Linked DNA regions of Homo sapiens: region 1 is linked to region 2. Evidence: chromatin contacts called from ENCODE Hi-C or POLR2A ChIA-PET data. All regions are on one chromosome and are shown on one strand. The core of a region is the stretch at or near the end of the contact, and the rest is flanking DNA. Distances in the headings are between cores, read along the strand shown.

Region 1 (4,629 bases), core at 1,776-4,275, 150 kb after region 2:
GCACAGTAGGCCCACGGCAGCCAGTGTAATTTGGAGAGAAAATTCCAACCGGATGAAAACAAATGTTCTTTGCTACTGCAGCTCCCTGCCCTGCAGGCCATCTCAGGCTGTTACAGCTGGCGGCCGGCTGGAGACTGCGAGCGGCAAGGAATTCGGAGCCAGGGCCAGGGCAGTGCTTCATTCCAGTGGAAACGTGTGCTAGCTGCGGATTTCTGGGTGGTGTGGTATGGGCTGGAGCCGGCTGGCATGGATGGAGGCACGCAAGGACGTGTGGGGGCTAGATCTGTCCCCCCAGGAATCCCACCAGCTTCCGTCATGACTCAGTTCTGGGACAGCCGAGGGCTTAGGAATTGGCTTGGGCTTTGCAGAGCAGACGTGGAAAGGTCAGCTCCACACTGGCCCAGTGTGGAGGCTGGCAGGGCCCAAACCAGAAAGGAAAAGTGGCCTGGCTCTGGCCTCGGTGATCTTGGTGTTCGGGTGTGTGCCGGCGAGCCTGCCTTCTCATCGGGGGGTGTGTGTGCCCCCAGGGCAAGGACTGTGCCCAAATGTGTCATTGTCGAATTCATCCAACAACTTCCGAACAGCAGTTGTGTGCCAAGCCCAAGCGGGCACTGCGGGTGCCAAGGTAAATAGGTCTCAAGTTCTGTCTCCTCCCAGCTCCTTCCAGCACTGGGCTCCCGACTGGCACCGTCAGGCTCTGGAATGAACCAGGCCTGGGTTCAATTCTGCCTCAGCCCTGACTGTGAGAGCCTGGACAAGTCACTGTCTCCCCTAGACCTGGCTTCCCCTGAGAAGGGCAGGGGTAAGGGTGCTGTCGCAGCAGTTACTGGGGTAGTGATCCTGGAGTCTCGAATAACTCAGGCTCTTTAAATCCTAGAACTCTGATGAATCACCCATGCTATGGGCTCGGTTATGGCCCCCAAAATTCATGTGTTGAAATCCTAACTCCCATACCTCCACATGTGGCTGTACCTGGAGACAGGGCCTTTAAAGAGGTGACTAAGTTAGAATGCAGTCAATGGGGTGGGCCCTAATCCAGTAGGACTGGTTTCCTTATAAGAAGAGGAGACTGGGACACAGACACCCACAGAGGGACAATCAGGTGGCCAAAGACACTGGGAGAAGGTGGCATCTACGCACCAAGGAAGAGAGGCCTCAGGAGGAACCACCCAGCTGGGACCTTGGCCTCCTGAGTGGTGAGAAGATGGCTGTCTGTTGTTGAAGCTGCCCCGTCCATCGGTGCTGCCTTGGTATATGGCAACTCGAGCAAAACACAAGCCGCACTGCAGACCTTCTCAGGCTGGAGTCCCCCTGCAGGGTACCCGCCGTGGGCCCCTGGCTGGCAGTTTTACTGGGGTTCAGTTCTAGAGGAGGCAGGGCTCCCAGCCCCAAGCCTGTCCAAGACGATTCTCTACCCAGAGGATCCCAAATGTTTCTCTCAAAGGAATGCCTTCCACCGTCCCTGACAGAGCACAGCCAGGGGTTAGTTATAGCCAGGGGTTAGTTACAGCCAGGAGTTAGTTACAGCCAGGGGTTAGTTATAGCCAGGGGTTAGTTATAGCCAGGGGTTAGTTACAGCCAGGGGTTAGTTATAGCCAGGGGTTAGTTACAGCCAGGGGTTAGTTATAGCCAGGGGTTAGTTATAGCCAGGGGTTAGTTACAGCCAGGGGTTAGTTATAGCCAGGGGTTAGTTACAGCCAGGGGTTAGTTATAGCCAGGGGTTAGTTACAGCCAGGGGTTAGTTACAGCCAGGGGTTAGTTATAGCCAGGGCCCGGCTTCTGCCTCCAGGGACTGTTCTTAGGGACGCTCTAGTTCCAAAGATACTTTCGGCCGTAGCATCCTGGTTGAAAAACCACATAGAGGAACAAGCAGTTGAGTGAGCCCTGGTGGGTCCATTCAATGGAGTCCAAAGTAGCTTACACCAGTTGGTCTGAAAGTTACACCCAGGGAAATGCAGAAGGTGACCGATGCCTATTGAATGACCCTCCAAGCAGCGCCTGGCTCCAAGAAATGCTTTCTGTAAGTTATCTTGTTTATTTTTCTTCCTAAGGAAGCTAGATATTTTTGTCCCTATTTTACACACAAGACTAAAGAACATCTCAAAGGCAGGGATTTGGTCTCCCTCACTTCCCTTCCCAGCACCCAGGACCCAGCACAAGGCTCCATCCAGTTGACCATAGCAGCAAACATGGGCACCCACTGGCTGTGTGCTGGCCACACCCTGAGCCCTTGACATGGGCTGGCTTATACCATGCTCAATGCCCATGGCAAATACTGTGTCAGACCCATTTCACAGATAAAGAATCTGAAGCCCAGAGGGGCTGTGACTTGTCCAAGGTAAACGCCTAGAACGTGGGGGTGCCAGGAGTCACCCCTGGCACTGCTGGGCTCCTAGCCCAAGTGTGCAGACGCTGGCTATCCTGCCTCTCAGCCCACGGTAGTTGAAGGACTGAATGAGCGAGTGGCCCTGCTACGTCCTGGCTGCGGGGTCTGCAGTAAGTCCCCTAGACCTGCTAAGCCCCAGTGTCCTCATCTGTAAAATGGGCTTCCCCCGCTCCCCACCAGGAGCTGCCTTGTGTTGCTGAGAGAGATGTGGCCTGATTCCAGAGACTCGGCCTCGTTGGGTGGACTGCCGGCTTTGTGGGGGCAGGGAGGGCGGGGAGCATGGGGCCATCTGCAGCCCCTGGTGCCTGACTATGAGTGTCTGATGAAGGACCTCACCCTAGGACTTGGGGCCCTCAAGGCATGGTGACTCACCCCGGCTCCTTCCTTCCTCCATGGCCCTGTGTCACTGGCTTAGGAGCCCCCAGCTCAGCAGCCTGCGTGAGCGAGCCCCAAGTGCTCTCAGACCAGCCCAGGCTCACACCCAGGACATGAGGCCACGACGACCACCTGGCACATCCCTCTGCTCGCCACAGCCCCGGCCCTGATGGCTCCCAGCCCTCTGGAAGGGCCAGCCCGGCTGGATCAGGAACGCCAGTCCGGAGAGTAATGAGGGTTCCCTGTGGAATGAGAGAGACTCCACATGGTTGGCGGCGGCGCCTGGACGGTAGCCAGCACTTTTCCAGGGCATTCCGGGAATCCCGCTCTGGCCCCTTGTCTGACGCACTTTGAGTCAGCACTTGAGCCAGACGGCCGCTCTGGGCTGGCCAAGAGACAGGCCAAGCGTCCCCACAGGAGCGCTAGTTGTGTGAGGGAGCCCAGAGTCCCCTGACTTAAACGGGCCTGGCTCACTGCCCCCATTTCACAGATGAGAACACCAAGGTCCAGAGGCAGGGCAACCTGTCCACCCTGGATACTCCCTGTCAATCATCAGAGTGGCTCCCCTCAGCCCCTGCTCACCCCATCCTCCATCCTGCCGCATTTATAATTGCAGTGGTGGGATCATCCTGACCCCACCTCCCCCTGGGGGGGCTCGCCCTGACCTGAGGAAGGAGGGGCTGGGCCTCAGGCACAGGGAAGAGGCCCTGGGACTGCCACATCCCAGGTCACACACCCCCATCCCCGGGGGACAGAGGCTTCATCTGGTTATTTATGGAACTGCCACTCTGTGCCAGAGCCTGCCCAGGACACGGTTTCTGCCTTTGAAGACATGCATGGAAGGAGTGACCTCCAGGCCAGAGCGATAAATGCCGAAATGAGGGGAGCACAGTGGGAGGACGGAGCACAGGGATGGAGGCGCTGGGGACAGCCTCCTGAGTCAGCCAGAGAAGCCAGCCCAGGGCCCGTGGCTGCTGGGGTTCAAGCAGAAGTCCCTCTAGGCAGCGGCCCCTAAGGTTGTCAGTGGGGCCTTGGCTGGGGTGCGAATGGGGGTAGGACTGAGCCATCCCCCACAAGCCAAGCCAGGAGGTCACCCTGGAGGAAGGGGCCTGACTGTAATTGGTACAAGGGTGCAACATGAGCTGGTAGCTGCTTAAGGAGAAGGATGAGGGGTGCCAGCCAGCCAGCCAAGTGCTTAACAACTGTCCCCTGGGGACATCTTGGGGTTTATGCTAAGGTCTGGGAACAAACTCTGGGCTACTCTAGGAGCTGTGGGACAAAAGGACTTGTTCTTTCAGCCAAATTGGACCCAGAAGAAAGGGTGGATCCTGGAAGCTGGAGCAGGGGGCGGCATTGCCAATCAGGAACCCATGGGGAGGGTCTCCAGGACCACCCAAGAGGCCCAGCCTCAGCTCACAGCCGTGTCTGTCCAGGGAGACCCGGCGCCCCCGCTCCCCTGCCAAAAAAATCCTTCCTTGCTTCCCTGGGCAGGCCCAGCCCTGGAGGGGCAAGAGCAACACCCAGCAAGAGGGAGGGGACAGAGGAGAAACTGACCGCACCCCTCCCCGATCCCTGGACTATGCGGAGCTGAGCTGAGCTGAGCTGGCGGAGGAGGAAACTCTAAATTCTAAGAGTCTCAAATTTAATACAAGAGCCGCCTGGACTTTGCATTACCCAAAGCCCCTGGAAAAACGACGTGAAATAGCTGCAGTTCCTTGCAAGGGGGGAGAGTGAGTCTGCCAGACAGGAGTGAAGGGGGGAATTGAGAAAGAATGAATAAAGTGCTGTATGGATGTTAAACTTGTTGAATTGTCACAGGCGCCCTTTGAGTGGAGCCTGTTACCATGCTTGCTTTCCAGAGGGAGCCA
Region 2 (4,649 bases), core at 534-3,033:
ATGCCATCTTGCTGTTTGCCTTGTTCATATGTTTTTCTTATTCCTTTTGGATTGAAGACTTTTTAGCGATGTGAATTTATTTCCATTATTGGCTTACCAACTGTATTTCGTTATTTTCATTTCCTAGGGGTTGCTCTAGACTTTATATACACATCTGCATTCATATCCTGTCATTGCTGTAACAAATTACCACAAACTTCTTGGCTTAAAACAGCAGAAATTTATTCTCCCACAATTCTGGAGGCTAGATGTCTGAAATTAAGGTGTTGGAAGGGTCACGTTCCCTCTGGAGGTTCTAGAGGGAAAGCTGTATCTTGACTCTTCAAGCTCCTGGTGGCTACCAGCATCTCTGGGCTTGTGGATGCATCACTTTAATATCTACCTTCACAGTCACTTTGCTTCTTTCTCCTTTCTCTGTCTATCCCTCCTCTGTGTCTCTCTTATAAGGGCGCTTGTCATGAGATTTAGGACCCACCTAGATAATCCACGATTATGTAATCTCAAGATCCTTAATTTAATTATATCTGCAAAAACTTTTTTCCATGATTATCTAATCTCAAGATCCTTAATTTAATTGTATCTGCAAAAACCTTTTTCCCAAAGAAGTTAACATTCACAGGTTCTGGGGATTAGCATGTGGACAAATCCTTTTGGTCACCATTTAATCTACTATAACATCTTAACTTATTACAGTCTACCTTTAAGTAATATTACTTCCATTTTACTCTTCTGTGTCCTATTGTTGTCATGTGTCTCATTTCTATAGAATAAATTTCACAATATATTATTTTTGCTTAAAAATGTCAATTGTCTTCTTTTGAGACAGGGTCTCACTCTGTCACCCAGACTGCAGTGCTCACTGCAGCCTCGACCTCCCGGGCTCAATTGATCCTCCCACCTCAGCCTTCTCAGTTGCTGGGGCTACAGGCATGCACCACCACACTTGGCTAACTTTTTTAGAATTTTTTTTTTTTTTTTTTTTGTAGAGATGAGGTCTCCTTATGTTGTCCAGGCTGGTTTCCAGCTCCTGGCCTCAAGTGATCCACTTGCCTTGGCCTCCCAGTATGCTAGGATTACAGGCATGAGTCACAGTGTCCAGCCACATCGATTGCCTTTTAAAGAGTTTTTTTTTTTTAATTGAGAAGAAAGTCTTTTATATTTACCCACATACTTATTACTCCTGGTGCTCATCGTTTCTTCTTCCATTTGGTATCATTTTCTTCCTGCCTAAAAGACTTTCTTTATCATTTTGTGTAGTGTTGGTTATATGTTAGTGAGCTTGTGTACCTACAGAAATAGATTCAGTATTGGTCCTTCCCACTCCAAACAGCTTTCCTGGCGATGCCTTCTGCTTCTAAAATTCCTGTCCCTCCTCCCTAAGGGTCACTCTCCAATCTCCACTGCAGCTCTAGCCCTGAGCTCCAGACCCACATTTCTTTCTTTTTTCTTTTCTTTTTTTTTTTGTGTGTGGTAAAATACACATAACACAAAATGTACCATCTTACTATTTTTAAGTGTATTCAGCAGTATTAAGTACATTCCTATTATTGTGCAACTGTCACCACCCTCCAACCACAAAACTCTTTGCATCTTGCAAAACTGAAACTCTGTATCCATTAAACAATAACTACCCCCATCTTCCTCCCCTAGCCCCTAGCCCCTAACAACCACTATTCTACTTTCTGACCTAATCTATATTTTGAACTTCCCAGGGCATAGCTGTGCCTGGGGTGCCCACCCCAAGCTCACCACATCCAAGTCAGAGCTTGCCCCGTTCCCTAATCTTCACTCTGGAACTTTCCAGCTGGCCTCCCTTTCGCAAGAAAGGGACTTCTTTCTTGTGACTTCACTTCTGCACCAGCAGCCAGAGTGCTTTTGTCCTCGGAACCCAGTCTCACTACCATCCTGCTCTAACCTTCCCAGGCCCCAACCTCCGGGCAGCGTCTGGACTCTGGGTGCTCTGGTGCTGCTGGCTTTGTGGTCCTCCTGCTCACTGTGTTCTGTCTCCGTCCCTGCCTCAACCTTTCCACACTGCTTCCAGTTATATCCCTGACATCTCTGCGATCTTTCCAAGTCTTTCTGATGCTGTTCCCTCTGCCCAAGATGCCCTCATCCCACCTGCCCCAGGAACTTGTCATTCAGAAAAGGAGTGGGGACATTCTTTGAGAAGAGAGTGGGGAAGAGGGTTCACCGTGGGACAAGGTGGATGCCTGGGGGCCCTGGGTGCCTGGGGGTGGGTGGAAGAAGTGGTTCCCACAAAGAAGTCTGAGACGAAGCAGGATCAGGGAGCCCTTTCCTCCCCTTATTTCACTATCCATGGCCTTCGCTCTTTTTCTCTCTTCCTCCATCCCAAGAAATCTGACTCCAGTAGAAGTTGCAGCCGAAGTTGGAAGCAGGATAATTATAGCAAGCTGAACAGGAAGGCGTCCAGGGCCAGAGAAGGAGCTGGCAGCTTGGGCTGGGTGTGCAAACAGCTTCGAAGCGAAGGGAAATGCCTCGAAGGCTGGGGTGCCTCGGAGTTGAGCTGCTTCCCAAAATAATCCAGAGGGCAGCTGTCTTGGAGTCTGAAACTGGGTCTGGCCGCCTGAGCTGCAGGAAGCCCCAGGACTCACACCAGCTCCACTCTGGGAACAGATGGAACTAAGATTTTTTTTTTTCTTTTTACCAAAGTCAGCTGGTAAGCGAACAGCTTGTCTAGAGAAAAGTGTGTTCCTGCCCCCATATCTTCTGGCAATGGATCAAAGCTGCCAGTGCCATCCCAACCCCCATCCCTGCCCCACCAGCCTTCTTTCCTTGTAAGACTTGGGCAGTGGTGAGCAGAGGGGCATCATGGACCTAGAGACACATGGGATCCCCACCCCCTGGGGGTGTAGCCCAGGGAGTGTCCTGGGCCCCTAGGTCAATGGGGGACTGGGCTGAGGGGCCTGGCTGGTAAGAAAGTAGATGATGAAGATGTTCCAGAAATGATTCTTCCAAGAAGAGTCAGCCAATGGACCTGGGCTGGCCAACAATTGCATGAATTCATTTATTTATCCACAAGCATTTCATATGGGTTGGTTTATTATTACCTAGAAAGGTGATGCATTAATACCTAGGTGGGTTTTTACAAAGGTACAAAATCATAGTGCACACACCATTCATAAGAGAACTTCTCCACCTACTGTGTGCAGGCCCAGGGCACAGAGCTGGGTATAAAGAGAGTGCTCAGACCGAGGCTCTATCCCAGAGGAGGTGTAGCCCAGGGTGGAAGGGGCTGGGTAGTGCAGTGGTTAGAGTGTGATGCTTGAGTCAGACCCTGGGGTGTGAATCCTGGGCAAATCCTCACCTCACTCTGTGACCCCAGGCAAATCACTTACCTCCCTAAGCCTCAGTTTCCTTCTATGTCAAATGGAGGCAATAAGGAATCTATTCTTCACAGGGCTATTTAAAAAGTTGAGTATCTGGAGAGCTTGAAGCTTGCTGGACACATAACATTCAATAAATGTCAGATGACATCATGGGTGTCATCATCACCATCACCACCACTGTCACCATCATCACTATCACATCATCATCACCTCCATCATTATCACCATCATCACCACCACTGTCACCATCATCACCATCACGGCATCATCATCACCATTATCATCCTCATCACCTCCACTGTCACCATCATCACCATCACATCATCATCACCTCCATCATTATCACCATCATCACCTCCACTGTCACCATCATCACCATCACATCATCATCATCACCATCATCCTCATCGTCACCTCCACTGTCACCATCATCACCATGACATCATCACCACCATCATCATCAACATCACCATCATCACCACCACTGTCACCATCATCACCATCACATCATCATCACCTCCATCATCATCATCATCACCTCCACATCATCAACATCACCATCATCACCACCACTGTCACCATCATCATCATCAGATCGTCATCACCATCATTATGACCATCATCACCACCATCACACCACTGTCACCATCATCACCATCACTGTTACTATCATCACCATCACATCATCATCACTATCATCACCATCATCACTACCATCATCATTGTCACCATCACCATCATTGTCACCATCATCACCACTGCTGTCACTATCATCACCATCACATCATCATCATCATCATCATTATCATCATCATCACTACAGGCACAAAAACAGTGCTGGAAGTCCCTCCTCCATAGGTCCTAGTGAGGATGCAGTGACATGAGGTACGTGAGGTTAGAGGCCTGGCACGCCTTTGGCACTCAGAGTTAGGCACTAAAAGGCCAGCTCATCAGGTGAGTCCTACCTGGATTTTGTGTCCCTGCTTCTAGGCTTTGCTTGTTGGAGACCCACAGCAGCACCTAGCCCTGGGTAAATACTTGTGGACTGACCCACTAACGTGACCTCTTAACTCTCCTGGGTGAGTCAGATCCAGACCTGCTGCTTCAACTTGCAGCCCACCCAGCTGGCCACCCCAGCATCCCAGGATGCCAGCATTCAAGCGGGGCTTAGCTCTGACTTGAACCCATCTTCTTGGCCCCTGTGCTGGGCCAGTAGGCTCACCAGCTCAGCTGAAAACACAGGGACAAATGGAGGACCTCTGGCTCCATGATCCCTCTCCTTTACCCGGTTGTCTGGAGTAA

What was found. A loop is a pair of places that touch in the nucleus more often than their neighbours do. ChIA-PET counts read pairs that join two places held with the same protein, here RNA polymerase II (POLR2A). Pooled maps may share reads with other maps.
Region 1: a map of aorta shows a loop between it and region 2 (2.4-fold over the local background). The contact joins two enhancer-like sites. A Hi-C loop is called at or near these places in 1 of 168 maps with a recorded cell type or tissue (aorta), 1 of 37 single-sample maps with no recorded cell type and 3 of 50 pooled maps. POLR2A ChIA-PET finds 5 or more read pairs at or near these places in 2 of 52 experiments (MCF 10A and activated CD4-positive, alpha-beta T cell).

Annotation. Positions count from the first base shown.
Region 1 is chr22:44,360,651-44,365,279 of GRCh38, forward strand. No RefSeq gene overlaps it. Among named protein-coding and RNA genes, the nearest start is that of SHISAL1, 50 kb to the left of the region's middle. Within about 2 kb of position 3,026, at least 20 of the 41 ENCODE cell types and tissues checked have a DNase peak (open chromatin) inside an H3K27ac peak, as active enhancers do.
Region 2 is chr22:44,209,893-44,214,541 of GRCh38, forward strand. No RefSeq gene overlaps it. Among named protein-coding and RNA genes, the nearest start is that of PARVG, 31 kb to the left of the region's middle. Within about 2 kb of position 1,784, at least 5 of the 41 ENCODE cell types and tissues checked have a DNase peak (open chromatin) inside an H3K27ac peak, as active enhancers do.